Linked DNA regions of Homo sapiens: region 1 is linked to region 2. Evidence: read pairs that join two places in POLR2A ChIA-PET (ENCODE). Cell type or tissue: MCF 10A. All regions are shown on one strand. Links, peaks and the distances in the headings refer to the core of each region. The heading gives the core; the rest is flanking DNA.

Region 1 (6,108 bases), core at 739-4,738, 240 kb after region 2:
AGCTTCGGGGAGGGATATCTGCTACCAGGGCTGATGATCAAGTTACTGAGGCAATGATGGACTAGTCATTATAGGTAGGATGAAAAGAGCCTGCCTTGCGGATCATGAGGTCAGAAGATCGAGACCATCCTGGCCAACATGGTGAAACCCCGTCTCTACTAAAAATACAAAAATTAGCTGGGAGTGGTGGCACGTGCCTGTAATCCCAGCTACTCAGGAGGCTGAGGCAGGAGAATCGCTTGAACCAGGGAGTTGGAGGTTGCAGTGAGCCAAGATCTTGCCACTGCACTCCAGCCTGGTGACAGAGCGAGACTCCATCTCAAAAAAATAAAATAAAAAATAAATAAAAGAGCCTGCCTTGTCTCCTGTGGATTTTCTTCAATTGGGATCTGGGTAGAAAATCTTATGTAACTCTCTGTGATGGATCCACACCTTCTAGATCTTTAGGGTTGGACAGGAAGAAAAGAGCACATTTCTCAACTTGCAACAGAGGATAGTGGCCAGGAGACAACTGCCAGAAGAATCCAGACTCCAACACACTGTGGGAGGGGGAAAAGCTCATTTCCTTTGATCTTTACAATAAATGTAAAGCCCCAGGCAGGCAGAACAGGTATTTTCCCATTACACAGATGACAAAATCAAGGATGAGTGAGATTAGGGCATTTATCAGAGGTACAGCAAGTAATGGTGAAGACAGGATTTGAGATCAGGTGACTTCAAATCTGGTCCTCTTTTTAGGACCAAAATGTCTAAAATTATTTTAAAAATTCCAAATGAAGACAGCAGGTTGGACAAATCTTCCTGAAAAACAGCAGCACCAGGCATCTACGTCTGTATACTTGCCTGTGCACATCCTTCCATTCCAAGTTCGCGGGGGACAGATTTGGCACAACACCATCAATAGTGTCTACTTGTTAAATTCACTCATTGATCTGTTACGTACTTTTTGGAAACACGCCAGGCACTATTTCAAATAATGAGACTATAATGGTAAACAAAATAGACAAAGTCCCCATCCTAATGGGGCATACATTCCCGATGGACAATGTAGAAAACAGTGACAAGTGCCGCTGACAGAAATGAAGCAGGCTAAAATTAGAGAATAATGAAGGTAAAATTTAACAGAAATTGGCCAGGCGTGGTGGCTTATGCCTATAATCCCAGCACTTTGGGAGGCCCAGGTGGGTGGATTGCTTGGGCTCAGGAGTTCGAGAGCAGCCTGGGCAACATGGCGATACCCTGCCTCTATTAAAAATACAAAAATTAGCTAGGCATGGTGGCGTGCACCTGTAATCCCAGCTACTAGGGAGGCTGAGGCAGGAGAATCGCTTGAACCCAGAAGGTGGAGGTTGCAGTGAGCCGAGATCGTGCCTCTGCACTCCAGCCTGGTGACAGAGCAAGACTCTATCTCAAACAAACAACAAAAAAACCCAAAAAGAATTTAACAGAAATTTTTAAATATTCAGGATGACCCAACTTGTTGGAGTCCTGAAGGAAGTGAAGTGATGGGGTGCAGGAACATCTCAGAGAGGAGGGATCCAGGCTAATCAGGTACATGTGCTCTGGGTACCCGTGGGATCAATGCATCTGGCAGAGTGGGTGAGAAGGAGAGCAGGGTGGAGAGAGGGGGGAGAGAAGTTTCGATGGAAAGGATGTGTCTCCCACAAATGACCTGTCACCAAGCTGGACTCTCACCCTCCTGGGGCTGGCGAAGTTTGGCTGTGCTCCTCTGTTATCACTTGGACCACTGAATAAATCAATTATTTAATTCCATTTAGTTGAAAGTAAGTTTAACATATGTGCAATAGCTAACAAAGGCAGGCATTCAAAGGCTACTACTTCTTTAACACAAATTCTAGGTCGCTATCTAACCTCCAACTGGTACTTAGCCAAGAGAATTCACATATCACACCACCACCTTATATCTACAACGTATATACAGGCTTTGGAACAATTTTTATATCCATTCATTGTCCCACGTGATTCCTCTGCATATCCCAGGAGAGATGTGGGTACTCTCATGCCCTGTATATGGATAGATAAATTGAGGGTGAGGTTATGAAACCCAGTGACAGAATTGGGACTAGGACCTTGTGGGACAAGGATCTTGGTTTGCTGACTCCTGATTCAGGGCTCTTCTATAATAGCTCATAAGAACTCTAACTGAAAAGATTTCTCATGGTTAAAGGAGGATAACCCTTTAGAGATACACATGAAATCCACACGCATGTACTGAGCAGAGTCAGAGGGAATTTTTTTGTTTTTTTTTTGAGACGAAGTCTTACTCTGTTGCCCAGGCTGGAGTGCAGTGGCACAATCGCCACTCACCGCAACCTCCACCTCCCAGGTTCGAGTGATTCTCCTGCCTCAGCTTCCTGACTAGCTGGGATTACAGGTGTGCGCCACTACGCCCAGCTGATTTTTGCATTTTTAGTAGAGATGGGGTTTCACCGTGTTGGCCAGGCTATTCTCAAACTCCTGACCTTGGGTGATCTGCCCGCCTCAGCCTCCCAAAGTGCTGGGATTACAGGCATGAGCCACCGCACCTGGCCAGAGGGAATTTAACATAGGGAATAAATAGTCCCATAGGTATTAGAGGACTGAAGACGTAAAAAGGGGATATCCCAGCAACACAGAGATAGTAGCTGCAGGGAACATTTCCCACACCTAGGACTAGAGAAGAAGGGGAAGCGGGTGGGACTGATAGAACTTAGAGGTTCAGGGAAGAGGCCTCGAAGAGCTGAGCCTCAGACTTCAAGAAGGGACCGCGGCCCAGATGGGGCCAGGACCTCTGAGCTTGGAGGAAGCATGCACTAGAGGGAACCTTGAAGCCGGTAGGAGAGGCGTCCTGCTCCTTCCTGTTTGCTGGTTGTCCCTGTTTGTGGCATCCACAGTGGTTCTTCACCCTGGCAGTGGTGACTGGTTTCATTTCTTTTTTTCTGCACTCCCAGAACAAGGCTCATCATGCCTCCTACTGGCAGAACCTAACAGGAAGCTGCAGGGGAAGAAGGTGGTTTCCAGCATCTCAGCAGGAACCTGGAAGCTGAGCGTAGGAGGGTGGGTTTGGAGCTGAGACAATACCTCATAACCAGCACACCACCTGACTGCAGGAATTGCCAGAAATTCAAGTGCCATTGTTTCCAGAGTATCCTGATGTGTGACTTTTTTCCCCGTCAGGAATTCCCAGCATCTGACGGTTTGTTGGAATTTTGTTTGGTTTCTGTTTTGTTTGCGTACATTTCATTCATTTAAGTCGTATTCTTTTTTTTTTTTTTTTGAGATGCAGTCTGGCTCTGTTGCCCAGGTTGGAGTATGGGTGGTGCAATCTCAGCTCACTGCAATCTCCGCCTCCCGGGTTCAAGCAATTCTCGTGCCTCAGCCTCCCAAACAGCTGGGATTACAGGAACCTGCCATCACACCCGGCTAATTTTTGTGTTTTTAGTAGAGACGGGGTTTCACCATGTTGGCCAGGCTGGTCTAGAACTCCCTACCTCAGGTGATCCATCCGCCTCGGCCTCCCAAAGTGCTGGGATTACAGGCGTGAGCCACTGCGCCCGGCCCATATTCTTTTATTAAAGGTTAATTTCCTAGTTTATACCAGTGTCTATTTCACCATATACTTGTCATCACCGGGTGCTCCTTTCTTTTTAAGCTAAAAATACTCTTTGGCACCAGTTGTGGGTCTCTAGCAAAGCAGAAACTGCCACTTCGTGGTTCCTTTCCACCTTTCTACCTGTATTTCTTTTTTTTTCTATTTCTTTTTTTCTTGATACAGGGTCAAAAAAGGCTAGAGTGCAGTGGCACGATCACAGCTCATTGCAGCCTTGACCTCTCAGGCTCAAGTGATCCTCCCACCTCAGCCTCCTGAGTAGCTGGGACTATAGGCATTCACCACTACCCCTGGCTAATTTTTAAATTTTTTATAGTAGGGCCTCACTATGTTGCCTAGGCGGTCTGGAACTCCTGAGCTCAAGGGGCTAGCCTCCCAAAGTGCTGAGATTATAGGCATGAGCCACAGTGCTCAGCCTTGTATTTCAATCTAAGATACCATTACTTATAAAATGAACCATTATTTTATATACCACTGATAAAAGAAAAACATTTCCAATTAAACTATGACACTTTTCTAATCACTTACTTTTTAAAAAGTTACTAAAAGAGCTTTTAGATTTAGACATATTTACACAGATATGTTTATTTACTTAGAAAAATATAAGCAAAATAGGTCGGGGCAGTGGCTCACGCCTGTAATCCCAGCACTTTGGGAAGCCGAGGTGGGTGGATCACCTGAGGTCAGGAGTTCGAGACCAGCCTGACCAACATGATGAAATCCCGTCTCTACTAAAAATACAAAAATCAGCCGGCCGTGGTGGTGCCTGCCTGTAATCCCAGCTACTCATGAGGCTGAGGCAGGAGAATCGCTTGAACCCAGGAGGCGGAGGTTGCAGTGAGAAGAGATTGCGCCACTGCACTCCAGCCTGGGCAACAGAGTGAGACTTCATCTCAAAAAAAAAAAAGAAAAGAAAAGAAAGAAAAATATAGGCAAAATAAATTGATTCAGGGATTCCTAAAACTTCTTTACATCCTCATCCTTTTGAGTAACACTTTAACTCAGTCAACAACCCATACTTTTCTATGCAACTTTGTCCTTTGTGCCATCAAACATGTTGGTGATACAGCATTAAAAGAAAAACAAAAACAAAAAACAAAAATTCAGCTGGGCATGGTGGCTCATGCCTATAGTCCCAGCACTTTGGGAGGCCGAGGCAGGCAGATCACTTGAGCTCAGGAGTTCGAGACCAGCCTGGCCAACATGGTAAAACCTCATCTATACTAAAAATACAAAAATGAGCCAGGCGTAGTGGCAGGAGCCTGTAATCCAGCTCCTTCGGAGGCTGAGGCAGGAGAATCTCTTGAACCTGGGGGGCGGAGGCTGCAGTGAGCCAAGATTGCGCCACTGAACTCCAGTCTGGGTGACAGAGTGAGACCCTGTCTCAAAACAAACAAACAAACAAACAAACAATTCATAAAAGAAACTAAAAGCCATTGGTCTGGGCCCTTAAGCAGACTTTGAAATTATGGAGAGCTTTCCTGTTTTTAAAAGCCTCTCAAACTTTCCCTTACTTGCTCTCCATTCAATTCAGGGGTTAAAAAAATGTTCTACTACTGTCTCTGGGGTTTCCTCTGAGGTTGCTGATGCCCCTTCTTTTTAATTGCATTTTTATTTTTCTAACACCTACCTCTTACACAGAAATGATGCCCCTTCTGCATGTTTTGATGCCGGCACAGGTGTAAGCAATGAGAACTATGCCATACCTGCCTCCTTGCCAACAGTTGATAACCACAGACAGGAAGACACTGATTTCAGGGATGAGAAGAAACAGGTGTCTTAGAAACACGGTACTCTCCACTCATCCTCTGGAATCCTTCTATAACCTTCAGTCCCTGTATTCTCTGGGTCCACACATGCCTTCAAGAGCTATGTCAGCCTCCTTGAGGCTTGAGGGGGAAAAAGTCACTCTGCTTTTCTCTTCTCTCATTAAAAACAACAAAAACTAGACTTCCAAAGCATTAAACATGTAGGGAGCTTAGAGACGCTGTCCAGGATGAGCTGACCAAAGCAGAAGCAAGGCTGTTTGTGACTTCAGCATTTCCCCCAATTAGCCACTGCAAAGCCACCTCCCAGCACTTGGTCCAACCTTAATCAACAACCACTGTTTCCTTTGCCTTCTGGACAGTTTCCTGGATAGACTGACGTCAGTCTGGCTCTATGTTCAAAGTTAGAAAATAAAAGTAGTTTGTTGCAATAAGGGCTAAGATTTTAAGATATAGCATAAGAAATACTGAGTTCCAGTCCAGACTCTGTTCACTTCAAAGCAGTGGCTCACACCTGTAATCACACCTGTAATCCCAGCTCTTTGAAAGGCTGAGGTGAGTGTATTACCAGAGTTGAGGAGTTCTAGACCAGCCTGGCCAACATGGTGAAACCCTGTTTCCACTAAAAAACACAAAAAAGTTAGCCCGGAGTGGTGGTGCATGCCTGCAGTCCCAGCTACTTGGAAGGCTGAGGCGAGAGGATTGCTTGAACCCAGAAGGCAGAGGTTGCAG
Region 2 (6,108 bases), core at 993-4,992:
TTAACTCTTCCTATCTTTAACAGCACCATTCCTTACTTTTTTTTTAATTGAAAATTTTTATTTTTTGGGCCAGGGTCTCACTCTTTCACCCAAGCTGAAATGCACTGGTGCGATCAGAGCTCACTGCAGCCTCAATCTTCTGGAGGTGAGCAATCCTCACACTTCAGCCTCCCAAGTAACTGGGACTACAGGTGTGCACCACGTCCAACTAATGTTTTTGATTTTTAGTAGAGGCAAGGTCTTGCTATGTTGCCCAGGCTGGTCCTGAGCTCAAGCAGTCCTCCTGCCTTGGCCTCCCAAAGTGCTGGGATTGCAGGAGTGAGCCACTGCTCCCAACACTCCTTACTTTTCTAAGACCTCTATTAACTCAAGCAGAGTGAACACTGTCCAACTCATATAATCAATATTCAGAGAAGCAATAATGTGTAGCACACGCTGATAGTTCCTCTGCTGTCTCAGATCACTGTGCAAGAGTGGAGAACAGGACAGAGCTGCGAGTTACTGGAGCTGAATCTGAATGGAGAGGTTTGGGGCGCATGTCAGAGCTACCACTCGTGAAGAGACAACACTGCACTTCATCCGGAGTCTTCCCCTGATCACTCTGGCCCCCTCTCCCTGTCCTGTAGCATTCCAGCTTAGGCTGATCTAGAAGTCTGCTAGTTAAACAAGCTCATGAAGCTGTTTAAAATGTTTTTTTTTAGGGCTGGGCGTGGTGGCTCACACCTGTAATCCCAGAACTTTGGGAGGCCGAGGCGGGTGGGCAGATCACCCGAGGTCAGGAGTTTGAGACCAGCCTGCCCAACATGGTGAAATCCCGTCTCTACTAAAAATACAAAAATTAGCTGGGCGTGTAGGCGCGCGCCTGTAATCCCAGCTACTTGGGAGGCTGAGGCAGGAGAATCGCTTGAACCCGGCAGGCAGAGGTTGCAGTGACCCAAGATCACGCCATTGCATTCCAGCCTGCCCAACATGGTGAAACCCCGTCTCTACTAAAAATACAAAAATTAGCTGGGCGTGTAGGCGCGCGCCTGTAATCCCAGCTACTTGGGAGGCTGAGGCAGGAGAATCGCTTGAACCCGGCAGGCAGAGGTTGCAGTGACCCAAGATCACGCCATTGCACTCCAGCCTGGGTGACAGGGTGAGACTCCATCTCTAAATAAATAAATAAATAAATAAATAAATAAATAAATGTATGTATGTATGTATGTATGTATGTTTAGGGAAAAAAAAACCATACTGGTCAGCTTCCAGGTTCATTTAGATAATCTTGAAGCCTAATTTAGAAATATGACCCCCCCCAATAAATCCTTTGTCTATCATTAATAAACTGAATGAGCTGGGTGCAGGGGTGTGCCCCTGTAGTCCTAGCTACATAGGAGGCCGAGGCAGGAGGATCGTTTGAGCCCAAAAGTTTGAGACCAGCCTGGGCAACATAGTGAGACCCTGTCTCTTAAAAAAAACTTGAATGACTTCGACTTAACGCAAGCCTTTATGTGACAGGTGTTCTGTAAAGTGCTTTATGTATATTACATATACGTAAGCAATACATATATTATCTCATGAGATCATCACAACCACATAGTGAGGATGGTATCGTTATCCCAGTTTTATTGGTAAAGGAGCTGAGCCTCAGAGGTGTCCAGTATGCTGGTGGAGAAGAGCTTACTGGTAAGAAGCAGAGCTGCCGAGCAGCCAGGGCTCTCTGGTGGGACACTCAACATTTCCTTTCATGGCTAGGGGTGAGGACTGTTGATTTTGAGCCATGAAGCCACTTCTGTGGTAACTTCCTTAGTGCCTTCTGAGGTCCGTAAGTACTTATGAACACCTTTTCTTTCTTTTCTTTTCCTTTCTCTCTCTCTCTCTCTTTCTTTCTTGATACACAGTCTTGCTCTGTCACCCAGGCTGGAGTGCAGTGGTTCAGTCTTGGCTCACTGCAACCTCCACCTAGTGGGTTCAAGTGATCCTCCTGCCCCAGCCTCCCAAGTAGCTGGGATTACAAGTGTGCACCACTATGCCTGGCTAATTCTTATATTTTTAGTAGGATGGGGTTTTGCCAGGTTGGCTAGGCTGGTCTCGAAATCCTGACCTCAAGTGATCTGCCCGCCTCGGCCTCCGAAAGTGCCAAGATTACAGGTGTGAACCACCATGCCTGGCCACCATTTCTTTCTTGATTTTTTGTTTAATCACCAGTAAGACAAATATGACAAGGAAAGGACCCTTTTTACAACTGAATACGTAGGTTATGAACATTCTCTTTGTATTCCACAGCGAAGAGAAAGAGGTGCAAGTGATGGCCTGGGGTGCTGTCTGAGGGCCTGGCCTATCACACAGGCTATAGCCAAGGGTAAAGCCCCACCCCAGGCCATAATGACACAGACAAAAAAAAATTCACAATAATGCAACATCTAGGCATTCCATTGGCTCAGTTTTTGACGGATCTGAACTAGTTTGGTTTCTCAGAAGGACAAATGATTCAGATAAGGCCAAGGCTGCTACCACAGGCCAGATCCAACCACTAGGCAACTTACAGTTCACTGGAGCTGTAATTCAGCAAATTCAGCTTGGCAGATGTGACTGGCCCCTGAGAGTACTCCTCACATGCCCCGCCTTCCCTCCACCCGCAGTGGCCTTCCCAGTGACAGGCCCTGCCCCACACTGGAACAGAGACTTACTGACAAACCAAAGTGCTCACATTTTTAGTTCCATCATGAAAAGCTCCTGCTTGCTTACAGTGGGCAGTTTGTCTCCAATAAATCATTTGATTTCAGGGTTCTGAGGATTTTCCAAGGCATAAAACCTACTCCTTCTTACCCCTCTTTCCCTCGATTATGGATGGCCAGTTCTTCACCAATCCCCTCTTCCTCCTTGAAGCTCTCCCAGTCCAGTTTGGACTTCTCAAGGGTGCTCATTTTCTGCTTCTTGGCACCAATTTTCCCCAAAAGGCTGCTCATGCCACTTGATCTTTTTAACCTAAGGAAAGAAAATATGAAAGATGTAGCAGGTAAAAACTCTGATCTCTATATTAACAGTTTTTCTGATGCAAATGGGAATCCCCTAGATTGGGGCCATTTATCTTAGTGGAAGCCATGTTCATATTTGGGGCATTTCCTTCCTGGTGTGGAGAGCACTGTAAGTAAACTGGAATTCTAATGTGCTTTTCCTGCTTAACACCACTGTCTGCTCTCCTGAGCTACGAACAGGAAATCCTGCCTTCTTCAGACCTCTGTGGGCTCTGTGTGGCAGGTCTCTGCTTGCAAGGAGGGGAGGAGCAGCGCTTCAGGCAGGGCTTTGGAGTCACATGCCAAGGTCCAACTTCCAGCTTAACTGTGTGACTCTAGGCCAGTTATTTACTGCATGTTCCTTGGTTTCCTAATCTACAAAGCAAATGCTTACTCACAGGCTGTGGTGTATCTTACACGTAAAGGGCTAAAACAGCACTTGGCACAGCGTCAAGGTGCAATAAGCATGAGCCACTCTGAGTCACTGTCATCGTTTAAGCTTAAAGCCCCAGGGGGTTCTTTTAAGAGAAAGAGAACCAGTTCCCAACACTGATGAGTGAAAAGTCACAGTACTGTAAGAGGGTTCTAAAATCAGTTTCCTTTTAACTCCTGTGAGTTGGGCCCTGTTTTTTCCAGGAGGTGGAGAACATTCCTCACTCCGAAAGCTCACACGGGGAATGTACAGCCTGTGCTCCACTTGCTGGTGATGCTATCATGGACAGTGGGAGAAACCCCAGATGCCCAAATTCAAGTCTTGGCAGGTCAAATGTTTCCAGTCATTGTTAAACATATGAAATAAAATAAGAAAAGCAAAATGCAGTTAAGATGGTATGAGGAAAGGTTTGGTCTCTTTATGAAATGAAACGAAATCATCTACCAGCATGTAGGAACTTGGAAGTTATTTTCCGCCTCACGGGGATATGCAAGAAAGTTAAACATTTAAAAACTATGAGCTAATGTCACATGGTCTACTGATAATAATACCTTTACTTGTCTAGAATGTTTGTTCTCCAAGTGCTTTTGTAGCCATGATCTCATCTAACTCTCACTAAGGCCTGTGACACAGGACCCAGTCTCAGAGTTGGAAGGGATCATCTTTGAAATAACCTAGTATCACCCTAACCCATTCTGAAACCCCACGTCCCTGCCGCAAAGCAGCGTGAACGACTACTCACCCCCTCTGCCTGGTGTGAGCCAACAGGCCAACGTCCACACTGAACACCAGACTGCTGGGACTGAACAATGACCCTGAACATTCTCATTCTATTAACTTTAGTAGAGAGGATGTCAACTTCCCTGTTTGGGTCACACCCCAGTACATGCTGAGCTTAAGATCAACTCAGAATGGGCTGGGCAAGCTTCATCATCCTTGTATTAAGTTGGACAAATAAACAAAGTTCAGAGAGGTTAAATGATAAAACAAGGGTCAAAACAATAGACAATGCAGATCCGGGACAAAGGAAGATCTCTCCCAACTCTCAGGGTGGTGCACTGTGCTATCTCGCCTCCAGATGAGAAGTGACTTGAGAGATTTTCTCATTAGTTACTTTACTTCCCAGTTTGCTTAAGAGAACTCCAAATAGCTCTTTATGAGCTTTCAATTCATATCTTCTAAGCACTGTTTTCCAGACAACTCAACCCCTACAATGTCATATGTGCGCGTGATCACACACACACACACACACACACACGCACACACACACACTTTCTTTTTCACCATTTTACCAGGAACGGAGCATGAGTGGGGATATGGAAACTTACTGTGTCTCAAATCTTTTTCCTTCTCATCTTCCTTACTGCTACTGCCCGAATTCTCATTCTTATATCACCTGGATAATTGAACAGCCTCTTTACTGGTCTCCCTGACCTGTTTTTCCCCATCCTCACTCAGTGGCCCTATCCTGGTATCTAGTGACATGCTGTAATTAGACTGAATTTTCCAAAACACAAAGCTTAGCATGTCTTTCTGCTTAAATGTCTCTTCACTGACCCCTTTTTATTTTTATTTATTTTTATTTTTTGAGACGGAGTTTCTCTCTTGTTGCCCAGGCTGGAGTGCAGATGCGTGATCTCGGCTCACTGCAACCTCCGCCTCCCGGGTTCAAGCGATTCTCCTGTCTCAGCCTCCCAAGTAGCTGGGATTACAGGCGCCTGCCACCACACCTGGCTAATTTTTTGTATTTTTAGTAGAGACGGGGTTTTGCCATGTTGGGCAGGCTGGTCTCAAACTCCTGACCTCGGGTGATCTGCCCACCTCGGCCCCCCAAAGTGCTGGGATTACAGGTGTGAGCCACTGCGCCCAGGCCCACTGACCCCTTTTTAAAACATAATAATTAAAATAAATTTTTATGTATTTACTTTTTTAGAGACAGGTTCTCACTCTGTTACCCAGGCTAGAGTACACCAGTGAAACCACAGCTTACTACAGCCTCAACCTCCCTGGGTCAAGTGATCCTCCCACCTCAGTCTCCTGAGGTGCAGAGACTACAGGTGTGTGCCACCACGTTCAACTATCTTTTTTATGTTTTGTAGAGACAGGGTCTTGCTATGTTGCCCAAGGCTGGTATCAAACTCTTGGACTCAAGCAATCCTCCTGCCTTGGCCTCCCGAAGTACTGGGATTATAGGCACAAGCCACCATATTAAGCCTTATCTCAGCTTTAAAACCACTTCCTCCAGGAAGCCTTCCCTAACCTCTAGATTAGGTGTCCCTGGTGGTATTTCTATCATACCAGTTCTTTTCATATGGGAACACTGATCTTTTCTTTAGATGCTTGTGAACTCTTATTTCAGCTGCAGCTGCACTAGATGGTTCTGGGCAAGTGCAGACTCACTGTTGACAACACCCCACCAAAAGCATACGCATGAGGACTTTCCATTTCTGGCTGCAGGGTCTCCTCTGAGCCTGCCTGCATGCCACAAGTACTGCCTGGACAGGTGGTGGAGCTCAAGCCATTGGGGCTAGCCTGAAGGAACACAAAAGCTGGTGGTTAAACGGCCAGCCTCCTACCCTCACAAGGTAGCTATAGGAGGTGGAATGCTTCTCAGAAGTTCTGGTGGCATCAAGCCCTCGTGGCCTTGGAATTGTACTCTTATATTGACTTTTCCTC

Evidence for each region. Peaks named below come from ENCODE experiments on the same cell type or tissue, not always from the same donor. Only the 100,000 strongest peaks of a DNase experiment are listed, where the experiment ranks them.
Region 1: POLR2A ChIA-PET joins it to region 2 with 5 read pairs; 1 of 35 experiments calls an interaction of 5 or more read pairs at or near these places.

What each region holds. Positions count from the first base shown.
Region 1 is chr16:75,547,457-75,553,564 of GRCh38, forward strand. All of the region lies in intron 2 of TMEM231 (transmembrane protein 231), which reads right to left. Among named protein-coding and RNA genes, the nearest start is that of TMEM231, 5.7 kb to the right of the region's middle. RefSeq lists enhancers at 2,723-2,792, 2,833-2,892. In MCF 10A, for the core only: a CTCF peak has its summit at 2,966 (motif pointing left); a DNase peak (open chromatin) is centred at 3,015.
Region 2 is chr16:75,302,213-75,308,320 of GRCh38, forward strand. It overlaps CFDP1 (craniofacial development protein 1), which reads right to left. Exons shown (of 7, transcript NM_006324.3): 6 at 2,812-2,970. Among named protein-coding and RNA genes, the nearest start is that of BCAR1, 54 kb to the left of the region's middle. RefSeq lists enhancers at 2,940-4,139, 5,426-5,926. In MCF 10A, for the core only: no CTCF peak of the experiment used is centred there; DNase peaks (open chromatin) are centred at 2,519 and 3,329.